4 separate regions of the Mus musculus genome follow, and regions 2, 3 and 4 are each linked to region 1. The links are chromatin loops, found by intact Hi-C in ENCODE. Cell type or tissue: gastrocnemius. All regions are shown on one strand. Links, peaks and the distances in the headings refer to the core of each region. The heading gives the core; the rest is flanking DNA. Region 1 overlaps Nt5c1a (5'-nucleotidase, cytosolic IA). Region 2 overlaps Macf1 (microtubule-actin crosslinking factor 1). Region 3 overlaps Macf1 (microtubule-actin crosslinking factor 1). Region 4 has its middle 15 kb from the start of Ppie.

Region 1 (5,468 bases), core at 323-5,322:
TCTCTCGCTTGGCTCCTTGCTCCTTTCATTGAGACTTCACCCCTTCACTAAGCCCCACCTCCTCGGTCAAGTGCCTTTCTCCAACTCTTGGGGTCTCCAGCATCTTGCCAAGCACTTCTCTGCAGCCTCTCCTGTCTCCCTGCTGTTTCCCTCCAAACCCCCATCTAAGGTCTCCATCACCTCTCAGAAGTACCCACGCCCCATTCTGAGACTTGAACCCTCCCAAAAGTTCCCACTCCTCCTCAAAAATCTGATACACACACACACACACACACACACACACACACACACACACACGCCTACTTTTTAACCCACTGTCTTTTCCCTGTGACCTTCAGCTCCTCTCTTGGGATACCCTTCTGAGTAAAGCCCCATTCTGCCAGAAACTCCTGTTTCCTTCACTGGGAGACAAGAAGAACTCCTATTGCACCCTCATAGGGACCCGGGGTCACCCCTTGTCATGCCGTATGTGGCTCAGGGAACCTCACCGGCTCTTCCACTTCTAAATGCCTCTCTGAGAACAGAACCGTGTCTTGGAGCTTGGTAGGAATTCCCTGTGGGTGGAGCTATGGGATTCCCCTCTGCTGGGAACTCCAATTTGAGCTTTTATAGAAATCTAGTTGCATGCCGGGAGCAGGACACTGTCCCACTCTGGGTTAACAGAGACCCAGAGGAGCACAGCTTACTCCAGGTTGCCTGGCTAGGAAAATCCCTACCACTCACAACCTGGTTTCCCTGGCTTCCAATTGCTTTGAGAATGAGCTACATTTGGCACCAAGCAGTCCTCTCTTCACACGTCCTCAGTGATTTCATGGTTGTGGGCACTCTCCCTGACCCCAGAGCTTGAGCCCAACACCCTGAGCCACATATGTGTATGTCCACAGGCAGGCTCAAATTCAGTAGCTACACACTGGCCCATCTGGCCCAGATGTTCACAGATAATAGAGTCTGTTCTGATTGGCAGGTGCCCGAGCCATCATTACAAGCTCATTCTAATTCCTTCTTTGCTGATGAGCACAGAAGACCACACTTACAGAGCTGTAGGACAAATTGCAGCTGGAGACATGAATGCATATCCATAGCAACAGTTGCCCTGGTTATGGTTTTTCTCACACAACCCTAATCACATTAAGACAGATCCCAGACTAAGGTACCTACAGCCCTGTATGCACACAGGAGCTAGAACAAGCAGACCAAACTACCAAAGGATTTAGGGATTTCCTACCCCAACAGCCAATCACAGAGGCTTTAGGATGACGGGGGGGGGGGGGGGGTTGATGTTTAGGAGGGATGAATCAATCAGCATCCCTCTCCTTTTTCCCACAGGGCCCCCTAAAGGGCTTCCTGGAAGCACTGGGTAGACTGCAAAAGAAATTCTACTCCAAGGGCCTGCGTCTGGAGTGCCCGATTCGCACGTATTTGGTGACCGCGCGAAGTGCAGCCAGTTCCGGAGCCCGGGCCCTCAAGACCCTGCGCAGCTGGGGCCTGGAGACGGATGAGGCCTTATTCCTAGCTGGAGCACCCAAGGGTCCCCTTCTTGAGAAGATCCGTCCACACATCTTCTTTGATGACCAGATGTTCCACGTGGCTGGAGCTCAGGAGATGGGCACGGTGGCCGCCCATGTGCCTTATGGTGTGGCTCAGAATCCCCGGCGGGCTGCCGCTGCGAAGCAGTCATTAGGTGCACAGTAGCTGAGCCACCTTGCTCCAGGCCCCCTGTCACACTTTCTGAACTTCATCTGGTGAACTTTTCTGGCTCCTCACCGTCCACCCTCCTGCATGCTGCCGTCAACCCTCCATGCCAGGTACTCTTAGAAAGTTATGAAAACAGAACCAGCAGTCTCAAAACCCCTTCGGGGCAAACACAGCCATGACCCTGGCTCAAAAGCAGGGCTCTGCAGGGTAGTCCGGCTGTCAGGGAGAAATTGGTGGGAGAGAGAGTGGTGTGGTCAGAGAAGCCAGGATGTCAAAGGGCTTGGAATGGAAAATGTCTCATGTAGTGCAAAGAACACATTGTGTGAGAGTGGGTAGATTTAACATCTAAAGCGAATCTAGCATGAACTGCATGCCTTAAGTCTTACTTCCACCTTTTAGGTGGTTTTCAATTTGTTCTTTAGCCAAAGAAGCTTGGTTTTATAAGATTAAGCACTAAATTAATCACTGTGCTGGGGCTGCTGGTACCTATGGCACCTGTGTAGATTACAAAACTAATGGCCTGGACATAGGCTAGATTCCAGTCCTTTGCCCCTCGACCCTGAAGCCCACCAAATGGGAAATATGCACAGCAGTGCCCAGAAGCTCTGTATATACTTTCCCATGTTTAGAAACCACTGCACAAGATGATGACCTTTTGCTTGCTGTGATTTGCTAACCTGAGCCATGGAGAGCTGGTACCTGGAAGGTTTGTCTGAAGACCTGAAGGGAGGAATGTGACTCACATGCAAATTCTCCTGTAGCCAGCAGGGGGCACTGCAGGCTCCCCCTGGAGAAGGCTTTAGCAACTTACCAACTCTGGGTTCCCTTTGCCTTCAGCTTTTAGGCAAAGTTCAGTTAGTCCTGTCTGCCAATCTCCTCACCTCGGTCCTGGGTCTGCCAGTCACTTCCACCTGCCATGCTATAAGGAAGTTCTCCTAGCAGAGAAAGAACTCTAGCCCCAAATTTGGAGAGAGCATAGACTCTAAAGCAAGTCGTTGTCCAGACTGAACCTGAGGTATAGGTGCTACAGATGTGGGAAGTGTCAGGTCTGTTCTGAAACCAAAGATGCTAAGGAAGTGATAGCTTAGAGAGCAATGAGCTGAATGTGCACCAGCATGATTCTGCTGTGGATAGTGAGCAGAAGCCAGTTAGAGCTACCCTGGAAGTGATACGCTCTCATGGGGCACTGTGCAAAGGATTCTGGGATGAGCTGACCTCCCTGGGAGGTATTAACAATCACTCCATCTTTGCACGAGTCTCTACAGCCCTTTCTTCTCCACATGATGAGTGATGGTCCACCTCCTCCTTTGCTAAGCATCCCTGGAACTCAGAGGAAGGGTGGAAGAGTGGATGGTTGGTCCCCTATGAAGACAAGAAGGGGCAAGCAGACAATCTGGGCAGTGTGTCCCAGGGTGACAGCTGCAAGAAGGAGGAAGAAGAAGGTGCAGGGACTCCCAGAAATGAGCACCAACGTGGGCCAGAAGAGAGACCCTGGACCAGGCTTGCACTACTGTGTCTGTGGCATGCAGAGGCTAGTCCTGGAAGGAATGTGAGGTTGGCACCCACCACAGCTGCTTTATGGGGACACTGGCATTATTGCAGACAGAAGGGCATGAGGTGAAGGTGTCTTTACACAGGGCCATTTCCATCATTATAACCAGGACCCTTCGGGACATCAGAGGAGGCCTGGGGATAGAACAAAGTCTGTAAGGGGATTCCTGCACTATTGGTACCCCACACCCAGCCAGAGATGCTCTGTGCCCTAAGAACAGATGCAAGGAAAGGAAATGGGGAAGAGAGAGGAAGCTGGGCCTCAGGACACTTTCCATCTTCACTGGGTCACACAACAGCCCTTGAAGGATCTCAGCAGAGGCTCACAGTGGTCACAAGAAGCTTGTAAGGATGTACAGAGCAGAGGCCCACAGACTGTCCTTACATTGTCCAGTCAGGAAAGACCTGTGTACTGTGAAGACAGCACCAGATGTTGCTGAATTTGGGATCTGGGTTGCATGATGTCTAGTGCCCACGGCCTGGTCATGAAGGCTGCAAACGCTCCCAGGTTTCCCAGGAAACAGGAATGGTGCCATGCCAGAGCAAGAAGATAAGGTGCAGGAAAGGGCTGTGGCTTTCTGGAGCCACCGTTAATAGATACGGACAGCGCTTGACAGTGCAGAACGGTCCAAATTCTATTACTGAAACCACAGATGAGCATCTTGGTCCTGGACAAAAGCTTTTGAGGCTAGAACAACGGGCCAGACGTCCTGGGGGCAGGCTCTAGCTGCAGCCAGACAGTCTTCCTGGTGGCCCCCCGAGCTGAAGAGGAGCCTGGCAGCATGAAGCTTTATTTCTTGATTGTGTTACCAGGAGATTTAAAAAACCAACTGAACAACAAAAGCCCCAGGCGAAGCCTCAGACTGCAGCACTGGGGTAGAGGAGCCACTGCTCCCAGAACACTGGACCCCTTTAGCTGGAAGTACCACATCCCTAGGTCTGGCAGGACACTCCTCCTAGAAAGCGCTTGCCAACAGAATTGCAGGCCCAGTAGAACGGTCCCTCAGCAGAACAGTGGCTCTGCTTGTTATTAAGCATGGAGACTGCTAAGATCGCCATAGAACTCCCTGCAGGGGAGGCAGATGTAGTTGGACATCTGGCTCAGTTGGTAGAATGCTTGCCTACTGAACACAAAACACTGGATTCAACTCACAGCAATGCATACACTGGATATGATGGGGCCCACCTATGCTTCCAGCCCTAGAGAGATGAAGGCAGGGGGAATCAGAAGGTCAAGGTCAGCTGCGCAGCCAGTCCACAGCCAGTCTGGATTACATGAGACCCCATCACAAAAAGAAGGAAGCAAACTTTCCCCTTCATGATGGCCCAACTGCATTCGTGGGAATGGAGCAGAATATGTTCGAAAGAAAATAGAAGCTAGCAAGACGTTCAAATCCAAAATCGACTTGATGTTTGCACCTCCATTCAATTGGTGTGTATCCATGCAGTCAAAGCAATGATCAGAATGTCAAATGTAGTAAATAGCTCTGCCCCAAGCCCCTGGGTATCCCTTGATAATGTCAGCTGCCCACTCCCCTCCACTGGAAATGCATTTTATGGTAATCCAGCCTGCCCGAGGATAGACCAGTACAGTGGCCCCTGTCTACTCCCTTGAGGTATCGGGACCATACAGATTCATGGAACTACCATAATTTGCTCAATGTTACCCAGCTAGCAGATGTCAGCACTGGGACACCCTCACAATGGAATGTTCCAGAATCCGCTACAAACATGGTAAGCCGTCCTACCTACTGTCACGGTTGAAGTCGCTATCCCATCATGATAGTCCCCCTTACAAAGCCCAGGCGTGGCCTCGGATTCTGCAGGCAGCATTTCAGGAGCCTGTCCCAGCTGGAGGTGCATGAAAGTTGGAACCTGATTTATTAACTGCTCTAGAGGACCATCGCTTTCCAGCAGGTGTGCATGGTCTTTGATGGTCCTTCACTGATGCTATGGTACGGCTCCAAGGAGGCCAGCTTCTCACCTGTCTCCAGCGGAATATGAGGATGAGAAGGAGGAGGAGGAGGATGAAGAAGATGATGATGAGGAGGACCATTGGCACCATGCCTGGCAACTTCACCGAAAAGGGTTCCTGAGACACAGTCCTGGGTTCTACCCTTAAGGCAAGGTGCAGAAACCTCTCCTGCCAGTAGGTGGCACTGCAGGCTGGCACACAGCTGTGCCTGTAGTGCCTGGCTTATTTTTCTCTCCTTCTATGCTAC
Region 2 (5,468 bases), core at 102-5,101, 180 kb after region 1:
AATAGGAGAAGCAGCACCCACTCCTATTGCACCTTGACATGGCAAGGTGGGTTGATATGCATGGGAGGCCGCCCCTTTTCAGTGAAAGGGAGAGGAAGAGGAGAGGAAGAGGAGGGAAGGGAGGGACTGAGCGGATAGGAGGGAGGGGAAGCTTCGATTAGGATGTAAACTAAATAATTTATTTAAAAAACCAGCAGCTGAATAACAAGTGCAACTCACCTGCAGTACAGCTTTCTGCTCCTCTCCACATGTGCTGAAGATTTCCCCACGGTGACTGAAGAGCTCATCCATTGAATCTTTGTGTCGAATGATGTCAATGGAGAAAGCCTTTGAAAATGAACTATGATTACATCAGGAAGTGAAAGGACCCTGCTCTGTGCCTGTACTGATGAAATGTCAGACAGGACAAATGAAATTCCTAGCTTTAAAAAGACATAAGGGATATTCTTAACGTTTAACTTTTACCTATCATCTGTGCTTATCTTCAAAACTATTTTTCAATGCTCATCATTTTAGTTGTTCACAAAAACACGTTACTTCCTAAATTATCTAGGAAATCATTAACTATTCTTTCTCGGATTCAAAAGTTTATTTATCCACAAAACAAAACATATTTTTCTCACTGAAGCCAAGTATTTATCGATGAATTTCTACCGTCATTTATTAAACCATTCTACTTAATCTGGGACGGGCACATGGACGTGTCCCAGTAAGGACACGGGAGCGCCTGGCTCTTCTATACTTACCTTCTGCACCTGCAGCTGAGCAGTAGTCTGGTCTTGTTCTAGACGAATTGGACCGAGAGCCATCAGCTTCCGCTTGGTTTCAGCAACCCAAGCTAGTTCTGCATCAGCAGCCTGCTCGTACTAACAGTCAGTAAAAATGAACAGTTACATACAGCCAGCAGCTCTGTCCGGCAACTGTAAACTATCCAACACAGAAAGGCCTGAATTTTCAGAAATATAGTTGTACCTCAAAAGTAAATTCAAAACTGAGAACAATTTCATTAAAAACCATAAACCAAGCTATGGGGGCAGGGGGTTGGAGAGGAGGGCTTTGTGGCTGTGGGTACAATCCCCAGCACCATAGGGAGGACAACATCACTTGGGAGGCTGAGGCAGGAGGATTGAAAATTGTGAGGCCAGCTTGCATTAAACAGGCATACCTTGTCTCACAAAATTAACAAAAATTTCAAGAAAGAAAATAAAATTACAACAACAAAGATATAGAAAAGTTAGAATTCAACTTCTTCAAATGAAGTTATAAAACTTAGTAAAAATAGCCGTTAGACTCTTTCAAAGTGTGCTTCTAATTAGAGAACTTTAACAGAGTGGTGCTCCGTTGACTCTCTCCAATTCGAACACTAAACAGTAGTAGCTTTACTTATTATTTTTTGGGACAAGGCCTTTTGATGTAACTCAGGTAACTTGTGATAATTCTCCTGCTTTAGCCTCCTAAGGGATTACAGGTGTGCACCATCATGCCTAGAAATAGGTGTTTAAACATAAATTTATAATGGCAATGGACAGTTGAGTAGTGTTAAATTGAAAGAACTTGCTTAGATGATGGAATCTAGAAGAACCCCAAACTCAATCACAAAATCCAAGAACATTCTTTGTATAACTGCTGATCATTAGAGTTCTCTAATCTTTATAAGCTTCTCTTCAATTTTAACCACTGTTACTGTAGTGGTCTGAAGAGTTTTGGCACCCCCACAAACTCATGTGTTTGAAAGCTTGGCTCAGAGAGTGTCACTGTAAGGAGATGTGGCCTTGTTGGAGGAAGTGTGTCACTGTGAAGGCAGGCTTTGAGGTTTCATATATACTTAAGTCTAGTCTGGCCAGTGTGATACAGTCCCCTTCTGTAGCCTGCGGATCAAGACACAGAACTCTCAGCTCCTTCTCTAGCACCGTGACTGTATGTATTCTACCATGCTTCCCATCATGATGATAATGGATTAAACTTCTGCAATTGTAAGCCAGCATTAATGAAATGTTTTCCTTTGGGGGCTGGAGAGATGGCTCAGCAGTTAAGAACATTGTTTCTCTTTCAGAGGTTCAATCCCCAGCAACCACATGGTGGCTCACAACCATCTATCCTAGGATCTGGTGCCCTCTTCTGGCCTGCAGGTGCATATGCAGCTAGAGCACTCACATACATTAAATAAATAGGGGGGGGGGGGAATGGTTTCCTTTCCAAGGGTTGCCTTCCCTGGTCATAGTATTTCTTCACAGCAATAAAACCCTAGCTAAGACTTCCCTTTATCTGAAATGCTTAGGAACAGAAGTGTTCTGAATATTTATATAGACATTACTGGTATAACATCTTCTAAATTTTGGAATACTTCACATTTTTGGAATAGAAGGTGCTAAGCCTATATTTAAAGAGAAAAGTAATGAACTGGGCATGGCAGAGAAGGCCTATATGCTAGCACATGGGATGTGGAAGCAGAAGAATTAGGAGTTCAGGGAATGTGTGTTAGGGGACTGACTAGACCACATCATACTGTCTCAAAGCATATGTGTGTAGGGCACGTGTGAGGAATCAGTTTTCCAAGCATAATACAGTGTAACTGAAGGTAACTGGTGGTGATTAGGAAAAACCTAAAGACAAATTGGGAATGTAGCTGGAATCAAAAAAGTCTTCATAGTTCAGAAAACATCTGTTTATCACTGTGAACCCAAGGGGTCATCCAGTCATATATGTGTGTGTGTGTGTGTGTGTGTGTGTGTGTGTGTGTGTGTGAGAGAGAGAGAGAGAGAGAGAGAGAGAGAGAGAGAGAGAGAGAGAGAGAGAGATGTTATGGCATAGTATTAAGTGCATGACCAGCTGTGTGACAGTGATGTCTTAGGAAGATGATGAAGATGTGCCCCGCCTCTCCCCAACCACCAAAGCGGAAGGAAAAAGGGAAACATGACACCTGTGTTTACTAAGAGTCCCTTTTGGCTGGCTGTGCTATTTTGGTTTACATATTTGAAAGTAATTATAGTTCTTGGTATCTTCCCCTTTTCCATCTAACGCTAAAATAGTGGTGCTGCAAACTCCAACTTTCAGCAGGCAGAGGCAGGTAGAGTTCTGTCAATTTAAGGCTAAGATGGAGCTACACAGTGAGATCCTATATAAGGAAGGTGGCAAGACAGGGCTAGAGAGATAGTACAAAGAGGTTAAGAGCTCTTTCAAAGGACCTGGGTTTGGTTTACAGAACCCATGTGTTGGCCCTCTTCTGGTTTCTTTAGTATTAGGTATAAACATGATGCACAGATATATACAAACACAACACCCACACATATAAAAGTAAAACAAATGAACAAAAACCCAAAAACAAATAAATTTAAAAAATAGCTTTAACATAGGGCTCTTCTTGCAAGTTTTTTCTCTGTACCAAGTGGTTGAGTATTTTGGTCCTAATCTGGATCAAAACTCTTCCAAGTGTTTACCTTATTTATTTATTTATTTATTTATTTATTTATTTATTTGGTTTTCCGAGACAGGGTTTCTCTGTGTAGCCCTGGCTGTCCTGGAACTCACTCTGTAGACCAGGCTGGCCTGGAACTCAGAAATCCGCCTGCCTCTGCCTCCTGAGTGCTGGGATTAAAGGCGTGCGCCACCATGCCTGGCTGTGTTTACCATTATTAAAGTATGTTTGTTCTATTTATTTTGATCTCATTATTCTTCTTGAGCCTGTACTTATGTAGGTTATAGCACTGGACACCACATATACATCCCATGACCTAAAACACTAGCACATAGCATTATAAACATTACCTGTTGTGATCTCTGAATAGCAGCATCAATTTCATCTACCCTTTGTCCAACAGTGTCACTGATCAGTTTGTACTGCTCGTTGGCATCAGACACAAGTTTATCCAGTCCTTCTCTGGCTCTCCAAGGCACCAGCTCTAGGAGAGCATGGCTCACCTCATTCACTGTGTCCAACACCAGCCTGTGTTCCATGACCTCCTTCTTCAGTTCCTAAGGAGGGAAAGGTTTTCAGGCCACACCTTGCTAAATTAAGCCCATCAGCAGCAGTGTGTGCTGGGGGGTTGGGGGAAGCCTATCTCCAGCACACATCCCAGCAGGGCACTGACCTCCTTCCTTCAGCTCTTTTTTTCTCTGCCTCACATTTTCAATCATTTTGAAACCTGCCTGACTTTCAGCTTAGCTGCTGCTTATTTACAACTGTCTGCAAGATTTGAGTCACACTGTCTGTGTAAAAACAGTGTTTCTTTCTTTCTATTCCTTAATGCTCTAACTAGGGGCATTTAACATAACAAATACCCACAAAGATTTCTGTGCATCAAGAACTGCTTTTGATACTGCAGCAGAATTAGAACTAACTACGAAGCACCTCCCCCATTTAATTCCTTCCCTTGCTTTGTTCTTGTTCTTTTTCTTCTAGTGCCCGCATCCATCTCCCTCGCCTCCTTTTCACTTGTCTTCTGGTCTCCAAACAGTGCCCCCTTTAGAGAATGAATGGTGGAGGTGAATTATAGGTGACACAGCAAGCAAACTTAGAACCTAGAAATTGACTTCTTTCTTCTTCAGACAACAGCCTTATCTTTATGTAAAATCTTGTTGTCATGAGTACACAAGAGAGAAAGCAGGAGTTCATTTGGTTTAGTTCTAAGGTAAAGGTAAGGAAATATGATACAGACAAAGATGAAACTTCTTTGCCTGCTGCAGTATAAAATGATGGCTTACCTTCTGTCTTTGCTGAAACTGGGGTATTTGCTCCCCTGTGGGAGACTGTCCTCCACTGGCTGCCAGCTCCTCCTCCGCCTCCCTCAGCCACCCAGTTAGTTCCTCATATGTAGAGTGGAACTTGGTGGCCAGCTGCCGGGCTTGTTCTAAAGTTCTGAGGGCCTTGGAGCTAGTGAGAGTGATGTCCGCATAGCGGGTCTTTATCCCATCCAGCTTCTCCTGGATAAGCAGTACCTCCTCGCCTGTGAAGAACAGCAGCCACTGTTCACACCAAGGAGCTCTCAGCACGGAGAGGAAAGGAGCCTTTTAATACTGTCTTTAAATGAGAGCTTAAATTTCATAGACTCTTGCTATGTCCTGACTTCACCCAATATCCCAAACTGAGGGGAAACTGGAAATGGAAATGAACCCTTAATCACATAAACTATTTGTGAGATCAAGCTTGAAATCCAATTGCAGGGGTTTCTAGATGTTTCTGAAACTTTACAGACAATGCTGATATTCAATATATTAGGAGGTAGGAGGAAGTGCCATCTATAATCAGATAGAAGACAACTAAGTAGTTTTCAAAAGGTTTAGCAGAAAATGAACATGTGACCTGTTTCTGTGGAACACATACAGCAATACAATCAGCGCATGTCAAGCTCCCACAGGCCAGGAGGACTGGTCAGTGCTGGGTGCTTATGGTCTTTAAGGCTGACAAGATGGCTTAGAGGACCTGGATTTGGTTCCAAAAAGCATATGGTGATTCATATCAACCTGTAAAT
Region 3 (5,468 bases), core at 100-5,099, 310 kb after region 1:
CCACTGCAGTCTCTCCCTGCAAAGGCAACAGCACAGCCCTGCTGCTGCAGGATGCTGTCCTCGGAAATTCCACCAGTTGGCTCACAGACTTCTCACAGTTCCTTTCTGCTGGGTTATCAAGCAGGTGAGCAATGACTGTCATACCCTCTTCCAGGGAATCCCAGGCCCCTCCAACAACTGATGACTCATTCTCCAACAAAAGGTGAGCAGTCTGGATCTCTGCTTGGAAGCTCTCCTTTACCTGCACAATCATCCCTTGATCGCCCACCCCTGAGTTGGGAGCTGAGTCTCCGGGCAGGAAAATGTCTGATGGGGGGTGCTCTGCCCCTCCCACTCCGGGCTCCTTTGGGAGCCTCGCTGTTAACTTCGTTAGGGTTTCAGTCTCTTCAATGACTCCAGTGCCTTCCAAAGCTTCCTCCCTGTGAGATGCTTCTGGAGTAAGGATTTTCTTCCCTCTCCACTTCCTTTTGAACCGAACCCTCTTCTTAGGAGATATGGGAGCCTTCTCAGGAACAGCTATGGACTCTTTCGGCTCCTTAACACAGCCCAGTGAATTTCCCATTTCTTTCCTCTCTCAATCTCAGAAAATAAAGCAGTTGAATCAGTCCTCGGATCCCAGAGGCATTCCAATGTCGGCTTCATCGGACTCGATGCACATTCAAAAGAACCAAAAACCAAAAAACATGCACTATGCCGGCAATCCCTCCAATCCTTTCTCCCTCCCTCCCCGCCTCTCTCTGTCTCTTCCAGCCGCTCGATTCAGACAGCCATCTTACAGGCTCAGAGCTGCAACAAGACAAATTTCAAAGCATCTCACTGCAGTTCAGAAATCACTTGACCTAAAAGCAGACAGAAACCGGATTGGCTGCCGCTTCCTCTCTCCAAATATGAGGTAATTGGAGCACTGCCCTCAGTAACACAAACAGAACGCAAAAAGGAGCTAGAAACCAGGGAGAGGGAGGAGGAGGGGAGAACGTAAGAGTAAATGGAAAGGGGAGGGGAAAGGAAGAGAGAGAGGTAGCCGGAGAGAGGAGGAGGAGAACAATATCAAAGAGGGGGTGGGGAGAGCAAACCAGCTCAGTGGGTACTAACTAGCAAGGGAAGGGAAGGGCCAGGTAGACAAGACCAGAGAAGCCGCAATGAAAGCTCCCAACCTATGAAATGAAATATGTTTTAATCACTGCTCCAAGACGCCCAAAGGAAAAGAGCAAGCAAGATATACATAATCAAATTTTAACCTAAGAAAGATTAGAGCCCACTCCTTCCATTAAGAAAAGAAACAGGGGTATGAACAATCCAGCCTCCTGTGGCATATATGGCCAGCTCCAAAGAGTAACATCCACTAATTCGGATGGCCAGACACACTGATGAAAAACCTGGAAATTGATTTTGAGTATAGTATGTTAAGCCTCAGGGACAGGTGATCACTTGTCAATACAATATAAAAGTCAGACAACAGTATTTGACATAAGTGTTCAATAGTAATCATCAGTACTGCCTTTGCCACAGTTAGCTATCGTATTTTGAGTACTTGCTATATAACAAGTTCTATGTGAAGATACACACATATATAACATATATATAATGTAACAGGATAATATATATTATTCTGTTATATTCTCACAGCAGCCATGTGTGGCCCAATTTTTAAGTAAAGAAAACTCAGATTTAAGAAAGCTGATTAACTTGTCCAAGTTGAAATAACTGAGGACGGGGAAGACACAAGCCATTTAGACTTCATGTTAACACGACAAAATGGTTGATGTGTGTAATCTCAGCTACTGGGAGGCTAAAAAGGAAGAATTTCAAAGCAAGTCTGAAGCTAGCCTGGACTACTGAGTGAAACCCTGTCTCGAAAATACCCATAGAATAAAAGAGAGACTTTTCATTTCAGCTCCATTAATTACTAGAGGGAGAAAAATCTGCTCTCCACTGCCATAAAACAAGAAGATATTCCCATAGTTCTAAACTAGCAGCTAGACTCTGTAGCCAAGCAACGAAGAAATAACACTTGCTGCTGACTGGGGAGAGCAGCTGAGGGACTGAAACCCAGGTGATTTTCACTCAGACTGATGTAAGTAAGGCTCATAGACCACACCCTGCGCTGCCAGCCAGCAGAATTCCTCCACCAGGTTTCCAGCACACTGCCTAACACATGCAATCGAAGGCTCTCTGAATGGAGTGGGAGAAAAGAGGTATGCATGTTTCTTCTCTGTTGTAGCAGTTTATCTTTCATGTTCCTGCAGTGCCAGGAATCAAATAGAGGGCCTTGTACATGCTAGAGGCATATGCACCACCACTAAGCCACATACACACTGTGTATGTATGTATGTACATGAATGTAATGGGATTTTGCTATGTTGTCCTGGCTATGTAAGCTCAAAAAACATATACCAGCACAGCCCTATCACCTTTCCTGAAGAGTCTTCCCAGAAGGAAAGCAACTAGAGACCCTAAAGCCCCGGCCGGCCGGCTCTTGTGTAGCTACAGTGGGTGCTTCTTCCCTTAGTCTGGCACTAAAGGGCCAGCAAAACTGCAGCGCCATCTTATGGACATCACAGCACACAGCAAGTCAGAGCAAGGGAAACTCAGATCAGTTCACCAGCAAAAAATCATGACATTACAACCAAATTGTTCGTGCGGCCACCAAACCTTCACAAATACAATGAAGAAAGCAGAAATAAGGGTACTATTAAGCTTCATGCAGCAAGGTACACATTTGACTTCCATTAATGAAATATAACCTAATAAAAAAAAATCCCCCAAATAGATCAACCTGGGACAAAAAGAGATAGCTGCTTAATAGTAGAACTATTACTGCAGTGGGTTTCTCTAGGAAGCTTATAGAACTAAGCTTATTCTATTTTTACTTCTGTGAGTCTACTCTTTTCTAAATGTCTATATGTCAGTTGCGTCATTTTCTACTACAGAGAAAAACTGGTCAAGACAGGAACAGAAATTTGAGAAGGGTGGAACTAGGTTCAAATTGCTAAGTGGCTTAACTAATTTACTGAGTGATTCAGATTTCTTACCTATAAGATATGGACACTACCACCCACATAATGGGGTTGAAAGACAAGGCTAATGATATAATGTCTGTAAAGCACTTGGCTCAGTGCCTGATCTATAGTAAATCTCTTTTATTCCCATTTATGCCTGGGGCTAAACATTAGGAGCCATCCCTAGCTCCCACAGGGATCTCAGTACACCTCTTTTCCTTGATTGTATTCTAAGGAAAGTAAATAAACCCCAAGATTTTCTTCTTAGACAGGGATGCTTCCACTCTTTCTGAGTTAACTGACTACAGGACTAACGTGTGCATGGACCCTCACCTGGCATAGCCTATGAACATATGGCTATGCCTTCTCACAAAGCAAACTTTTGGGATCTACTTATTCAAGTCTTTTCCTCTGGCTTTTTTGGTAGTTAACCATTTATTACCCACAGTTTTCCTTGAGAGAAAACCAGAGTTAAAATGCACAGTCATTCATTCACTCTGTGAACATGAATGGCACTTTATCATACCCCAAGAACTAAGCAACCATGAAGCAGGAGGAGGAGGAAGAGGAGGAGAAGGAGGAGGAAGAAGAGGAAGAAGAGGACTTAGAACCAACTGGCACGGTGGTGAGGTAGAGGCAGGAGGATCAGGAGTTCAAGGATAGCCTGGGCCACAAGAGACCTGCTCTGGGAAGGAGGTGGGGACACACAAACTAAAAGTCCTCAACACCTCAAAAAGTGCTTGAGCCAAACCTAGAGAAAAGGCATTCTGTTATTGCTATAAAGATATGTGGCCCGAAGAGACCAACTGGTTACTGTTTCAGTTTCCTCATTTGGACAATGCTTAATAATAATAATTAAAGTAATTAATTTAATTTAATAAGCCATCATAGCCAATTTATCCGTTCAATCTACCTTCACAGCTTTTAGATGACCAAATTCATAGAACATTCATCCACTTAGTGAATATTCATTGACTGCTTATTTTATGACAAGCAAAGACTGTGAAGGCAACAAAGTCCTTGGCTTTGCTAAGCTTACTCCTAGTGCAGGAATCACGTGCAAACAAACAAACGTGCAATATGACAAATAACAATATTACCTAACAAGTATCATAAGTCATAATGGTGTTTCCAGAACAATTTGTAGACAAGCTTTGGGCAAGAAAAAGGAAGGAGGGCTGATGAGACAGTGATTCAGAGATGTGCTGGGCTAGCTATCTGCCTAAACTCAATCACTACAACCCCGCCCACATAAAGGTGGGAGGAGAGAAGCAACTCCATAGAGTTGACCTCTGACTTCCACATTAGGCCTAGAATTCCAGGCCAGCCGGGCGTGGTGGCACACGCTGCCTTTAATCTCAGCACTTGGGAGGCAGAGGCAGGCAGATTTCTGAGTTCAAGGCCAGCCTGGTCTTCAGAGTGAGTCCCAGGACAGCCAGGACTGCACAGAGAAACCCTGTCGCGGGGGTGGGGGGGGGTGGGGGGGGTGGGGGGGGGTGGGGAAGGATTCCAGACCAGGTGTCTAACCCCAAACCTCTTTCTTCAATGGCAAGGTCACAATACACAGATGTTCACTGCAAAAATGGCACTTTATTCACAAGTGAAGGCAACAAAGCCCTTATAGTTAATTAAGGAAGGAAGTGTGGCACAGCTGTGAAGTGTACCATTCACATCACACTCTATACACGCCAAGATGAACAAGCCACACTACTCTTCGCCATCACGACAAACCCCACAAACCTTAGGGCTGGGTTAGGAATAGAGCACAGGCCTTAGCTTGGGAGTAGAGCATGGGCCTTACATGAACAAGGCTGGAGTGGGCACGTTGGAAATATAAAACATACAAATGCTAGCACATAGTTATGATTCCAAATCTGCTGTTAATGCACAAAATTGCATAAGAAATGATATGTGCCAACTTCAAAAGGACATTTACTACAGAGCAGAAAGAGCAAGAAGCAACGTATCTGAAATGTTTTACTTCCTTTAAGAAAAAGAAGAGGAAAACTGCCTCAGAAGAATAAAGAACAAAATATTAACTTCTGTGTCACTGTAAGCGACTATATGTACAAGGACTGCATACACCTCCCAGTCCTTGGAATTTTCATAACTAAAGACATAAAAGAAAAGAATTCCAACTATTCAACACATATTTTAAAAATATATGTCAAAAGTATTTTAGAAACCATAGTCTCAGGCTGGCAAGATGGCTCAGCGGGTAAGAGCACTGACTGCTCTTCCAAAGGCCCCAAAGGTTCAAATCCCAGCAACCACATGGTGGCTCACAACCACCCATAGTGAGATCTGACGCCCTCTTCTGGCGAGTCTGAAGACAGCTACAGTGTACTTAAGTATAATAATAAATAAGTCTTTGGGGGAAAAAAAAAAAGAAACTATAGCCTCTCTATAAAGATATTGGTACTACCATTCTCATCAGTACTAGTAAAGTTTTCATCTGAAGTCAACCTC
Region 4 (5,468 bases), core at 322-5,321, 62 kb before region 1:
ACGACAATGATTATGATGGTGTTTAACTTTCTTAGTGCTGCTTGTGTATCTTTGAAAAACTTGCCGGGCAGTGGTGGCACATTCCTTTAATCCCAGCACTTGAGAGGCAGAAGCAGGCGGATTTCTGAGTTCGAAGCCAGTCTGGTCTACAGAGTGAGTTCCAGGACAGCCAGGGCTACACAGAGAAACCCTGTCTTGAAAAACAAAAAAACAAAACAGAAAAGAAAGGAAGAAAGGAAGAAAGGAAGGAAGGAAGGAAGGAAGGAAGGAAGGAAGGAAGGAAGGAAGGAAGAAAGAAAGAAAGAAAGAAAGAAAGAAAGAAAGAAAGAAAGAAAGAAAGAAAGAAAGAAAGAAGAAAAACTCATTGGGCTGGAGAGATGGCTCAGTGGTTAAGAGCACTGACTGCTCCTCCAAAGGTCCTGAGTTCAAATCCCAGCAACCACATGGTGGCTCACCACCATCCATAATGAGATCTGACACCCTCTTCTGGTGTGTCTGAACACAGCTACAGTGTACTTACATATAACAATAAATAAATCTAAAAGGAAAAGAAAAACATGTCATTTCCCCCCTTTACCATCTAACTGGCATCCAGAGTGACAGATTTCCAATTTCCTAACTTTAAATTGTCCATTTGTGAATAAAGAGAAAATGCATATCAGTCTGCAAGCTCGAACAGCACTGACCTTGGTCTTCAACTCTCCTGTTTCCTAGGAGACTGCAAAGGGAAGATAAGTGGGGGCATTGTGTATGCAGCCTTTGCTGTGTGGGCTTGGAGGTGTTGATGGTGGGCGTCAGGCCATCTGCTCACACAACTAGAGCTGTAGGAAGCAGTGAGAGATGCAGGCCAGCACGCTGAGCCAGAGTGATTCCCTCAGGCCTTGCTGTCCATAGCAGCTGCATGTTCCCCTAGGATGTAGCGACAGCAGGGCTCGGGTGGTGGACAACTGTTGGGCCTCTCAGTGAGGTGTAAGTGTGTCTCCTGTGTTTCTTGGGCTCTGCAGTGAGCTTGACTCTTAAAGTGACGCTGCACATCCATCCCGATGACCAGAAGGCGTGCGTGCATGTGTGGGAGTATTTGTATATTTGTCCGTGTATACATGATTTGAGTGTACACGTGTGTGGGCATGTACATGCATGTGGAAGCCAGAGGTTGAGAGCAGGTCTCTCACTGAACATGGAGCTGGGTGACTCTGCTGGGCTAGCTGGCTAGTGAGCTCCAGGAATCCTGTTTCCACCTCCATCAGCATGACAGGTGCTCAAATCCACTGAAACAGGTTTTTTTTGTTTTTGTTTTTGTTTTTTTTAACATGGGCTCTGGGAACCCAGACTTGGGTCCTCACACTTGTATGGTAAGCACTTTGCCAACTGAGCCAGGTCCCCTGACCCAGGACATACTGATTTTATACAATACCAGATTCTATTTTTTTAGTGTTTACTGTAGTATTTCTGCCAATATATTCACGACTAAATTTGGATTGAATTTTCTTTTTTCATACCATCCTGGGTTAGTTGGGCATTGGTTGTGTAGGTCTAAAATCCTTATTGGTAATTCCAAAATTAATTGTTTTTTGAAAACTAGCAGCAGATACTTTTGTTGTTTGTTTGTTGGAGGTAAAGAAAGATTTTTGAGTAAACCTGAGGGGCATTAAAACCTATTCTGAGCTTCTGAGGCACGCTCAAACTTCTATGTATCTGCTTAATATATTTTGTCACTGGGACACTTGACTGTGTGAAGTTAGTCCAGCTGTACTATATTACTATGGAGTCAGATATACATATCTTTTAACTCCCAAACTCATATAAATGTAAAGATATATACTGTGTGCACCTGTGTGCATGCGTGTGCTTGTGTGTGCATGTGTGTGCTTACACAAGTGTGTGTGCATATGTGCACACAGGTATTCTTGAAAGTCAGAGGATGCCGGGGTTACAGGTAGTTGTGAGCCACCAAACAGATGCTGAGAACTGAACTTGGGGCCTCTGCAAGAGTAGTATATGCTCTTAGACACTGACCTATCTCTCTGGTCTCCCAAACTTATATAAGTTTAGGATGAACAATTGTAGACCTTTTTTAGCCTAATAAGATGCACTGGGTCATATTCCTTTGGGTTTCTGTCTGTTTGTTGGGTTTGTTTAGTTGGCTGTTTGCTGTAGTTTGCATAACCCAGGGGTAGTCTGTTTCTTTAAAGCATGGTTGTTGTTATTGGTGGTGGGTAAATTTTCATAGGACTTGGTTGGTTCTTTGGGGCTCTTCTGTTTGCCTGTACCCACACTAGCCAACCCAATAGGTTAGGCTGGCTGTCCTGTGAATTCCAGGGATCGCCTGTCTCTGCCCACCCCCCATGCTGGACTACCATCACACCTGTTTGTTTCTTTGTTTGTCTGGTTTAGTTTTGTTTGGTTTTTAAGGACAGAGTTTGTCTATGTAGCCCCAGCTCTCATGGAACTAGTTCTGTAGAACAAATTGGCCTCTGACTCAGATATCCGACTGCTTCTGCCTCCCAAGTGCTGGGATTAAAGGTGTGTGCCACCGTATCCTGAAACACACCCTTTTTTTCCTTTTGTTTTGTTTTGTTTTTGTTTTTTAAAATTTGGCTTCTAGGGAGTGAACTCAGGACCTGTGCTTTCAGGACAGGATTTTACTACCTGACCAATATTCCTAGGCCTCTAACTCTTATTAATCCCCACGAAGAAGCACGGACTTTCCATTCAAAGAACGCAGAGACTCCGGTGACTAATTATCAACTAAGGGACTGTTTAACTTGCAGAAACTGCTGGCTTTTGGGCTGGACAGTTCTGAGACTATAGTTAACACAGTTATGGAGCAGTATTTTAATATTGCCTCTAGGGGGCAGTCATAGGCCACAAATTGATGTCCCATCCTTTTTAAAAATCTTGTGCAGCTATTTGGAGAATATATGGAGTCTAACAAAAGCAGAGTGATCTATTTGATTTGTGCAAGTTGTACATAGTAAAAGGTAATTCTGAGATACTACTCAAGATCTATTTGCCACCAAAGTCCAGTCCTAACAATATGCAAATGTCTCTCTTCCTTCCCCCCCTTCTTTTCTCCATCCATTCTTCCTTCCCCCCCCCTTCTTTTCTCCATCCATTCTTCCTTCCCCATAAAAGCAGAATACCGCAATGCCTAACATACTGCTGAAACAACCTGATAGACCAAAGGCTTGGTCCATTCAGGTACCTGCAGAGTATGACTACAACAGGAAACTGAATCATATGAAAAATAGATTACCTATTATATCTATCAAAGTATGACTGTCACCAGCTCTGTGACCAACAGAAGGTGACTTAATTGCTCTGTGGGCCAGGTTCCTTATCTATATCAATAAAACGATAGAAATACTGGCTAAGCCTGGAGCATGTGCAGACAGACATACCCACTGCAAGGCTTTGAGGCAAGAAAAGGATATCTTGGAAACAATGATTCCAGGAGCTTGAGATGGGAGAACCAAGGGGAGGTGTTTAAATGATCAAAACTCAAGCTTAACTAAGGAGCCCTGAGTAGTGAAGCTCAATCTCTAAGAAGGGGAGTTTCTCAGCCCCTGTTACTGTAATTTTTAACTGAAGCAGGATGGAGTTGGTCTGCAAGAATGGGAAAGCTGTCAACTGTCTTCAGACAGCCCACAGGAAGCATCTGCTATGGCCAGGCTGAAGAAGGATTGCTGGGTGATGCTCATAAACTCAGATAACCCAAAGGAAGGAGCCAGCCCCCTCTTCCTCCCCAGTCTCCTCCTATCTGCTCACTAATGGGAGCCTGCTTGGGCAAGGCAGGGACTTGCAGAGTACCTGCCCCAATAGAGTAGACACAAGTGGTTTGGAGCTAATAGATGACAGCTAAATAATAATTAGCTCAGCACATTGCTTTGTGTGTTCAGTCATTAGCTCTTCTCTTCACATATTTAACTTCCAAAACTCAACAACAACAACAAAACAAAAAACAAACAAACAAAAAAACAACACTGACAGGTTTCATTTGTCTGCCTAAATAAACCTTCAAATTCAGCTCTTCTTGTTGTTTTGTTTTGCTTTGTTTTGTTTTGTTTTGTTTTGTTTTGTTTTGTTTTTTTGAGAGAGGGTCTTTCTACATAGCCCTGGCTGTTTTGAAACTCATTACATAGACTAGGTTGACCTCAAACTCACAGAGATCTGCCTATCTTCACAACCATCTCTAACTCCAGCTATGAAGGACCTGATAACCTTCGTCTGTGACCAAGCCAGCTCAGACAGTCAACAGGTTCTCCAGAGCAGGAGTGAGGATTAAAAAGAAAAAAAGACAATTAGACAACCCTGTAGCATGACCCCAGCCAGTTCTGAGACTGAAACAGGTTTGTTTTTTTTTTCCTAGTCTGCTTTTATACTACTTTAAGTACATGTAAAATGATAAGATCAGTTCTGGGTCAAGGACCAAGCAAGGCAATAAACAAAATCCCGTAAACACCTTTCTAGGGGCTAGTCAGGATGACCAAGACAAAAGGAATGCCACTCAAGCTTCCTAGAAGGCCGCTCTGAGTTTTGCATTAACTCTTAATCTGGGCTGCTTTCCTGGGTCTAGGCCCAAAGTCAGATTTCTATCTTGAGTTTACACCAGCCAAATGTCTGCCCAAGTGTCTAGGAGTGGCCCCAAAAAGCTCTCCCCACTTCTGGCACCTGCAGGCACTACGTGTATATGCTGCACATACATGCCTGCAGAGCACCTCACACATAAAATAAAAGTAAAGGCTAATTAAAAAAAAAACAAATGTAACAAAGATTTAATGTGTAACTCACAGAACCCAAAATTCATAAGAAAGATTAAAGACATGTCTAGGAATATCCAAGATAATTCTGAGGAAGAACAGAGAATAAAATACAAGATAGCAAGGTATGCACAATGGGAATTGGCAGCCTCCTCCCCTGGGGCTGCTTTTTGTTGCTGTTTCAAATACCAGAGAAAATCAACTTAAAGAAAAAACATTTTGACTCACAGCATTAGAGGTTTCAACCCATAGTCACTTGGCCCTTCCAACCCAGATCTCTGGTGAGGCAGAACACTGTGGCAGGAAACACGTGGAAGAATGAAACTGCTCACATTATGCTGGCCAGGAAGTAGAAAAAATTAGCCTTTATTTTTACTTTATGTGTGCGGCTGTTCTTCATGCTCATATGTCTGTGTAGCATATGCACGTATTGCCCACAGAGGCCAGAAGAAGGTATCAGATCTTTCAAACCCATTAAACCATGAGTCTGTAAACAACGTTACTCTAGTCATGAGATGAAGCCATTCAAGACCCAGGCACCTCCCAGAGGCCTCATCTTTGAACACTGCTGCATTAGGGACCAAACCTTCAACACACTAGCCTTCTCCCAAACCACGATGAGCTGGAAGCTTGCTCTTGTTTTCAGGTTTTTCTCAGGTGTTCTTGTTGTCTTTCTGGCTGATAAACGTTTGCTCCTTCAGACAAAAG

Evidence for each region. Peaks named below come from ENCODE experiments on the same cell type or tissue, not always from the same donor. Only the 100,000 strongest peaks of a DNase experiment are listed, where the experiment ranks them.
Region 2: it touches region 1 in a loop (5-fold over the local background); 4 of 42 quality-filtered maps call a loop at or near these places.
Region 3: it touches region 1 in a loop (11-fold over the local background); 3 of 42 quality-filtered maps call a loop at or near these places.
Region 4: a loop joins it to region 1, with 3 times the contacts of the local background. A loop is called at or near these places in 19 of 42 quality-filtered maps.

The regions. Positions count from the first base shown.
Region 1 is chr4:123,214,516-123,219,983 of GRCm38, forward strand. It overlaps Nt5c1a (5'-nucleotidase, cytosolic IA), which reads left to right. Exons shown (of 6, transcript NM_001085502.2): 6 at 1,327-2,061. The coding sequence ends at 1,692. Among named protein-coding and RNA genes, the nearest start is that of Nt5c1a, 16 kb to the left of the region's middle. In gastrocnemius, for the core only: no CTCF peak of the experiment used is centred there; DNase peaks (open chromatin) are centred at 2,483 and 3,937.
Region 2 is chr4:123,390,305-123,395,772 of GRCm38, forward strand. It overlaps Macf1 (microtubule-actin crosslinking factor 1), which reads right to left. Exons shown (of 98, transcript NM_001199136.1): 63 at 4,702-4,943; 64 at 3,766-3,972; 65 at 747-866; 66 at 220-327. Among named protein-coding and RNA genes, the nearest start is that of D830031N03Rik, 19 kb to the right of the region's middle. In gastrocnemius, for the core only: a CTCF peak has its summit at 2,105 (motif pointing left); no DNase peak of the experiment used is centred there; H3K27ac peaks cover 550 bases.
Region 3 is chr4:123,526,898-123,532,365 of GRCm38, forward strand. The region is part of intron 5 of Macf1 (microtubule-actin crosslinking factor 1); the gene reads right to left. Among named protein-coding and RNA genes, the nearest start is that of Gm31156, 22 kb to the right of the region's middle. In gastrocnemius, for the core only: a CTCF peak has its summit at 2,561 (motif pointing left); DNase peaks (open chromatin) are centred at 288, 878 and 2,505; H3K4me3 peaks cover 1,234 bases; H3K27ac peaks cover 1,225 bases.
Region 4 is chr4:123,152,356-123,157,823 of GRCm38, forward strand. No RefSeq gene overlaps it. Among named protein-coding and RNA genes, the nearest start is that of Ppie, 15 kb to the left of the region's middle. In gastrocnemius, for the core only: a CTCF peak has its summit at 2,850 (motif pointing right); no DNase peak of the experiment used is centred there.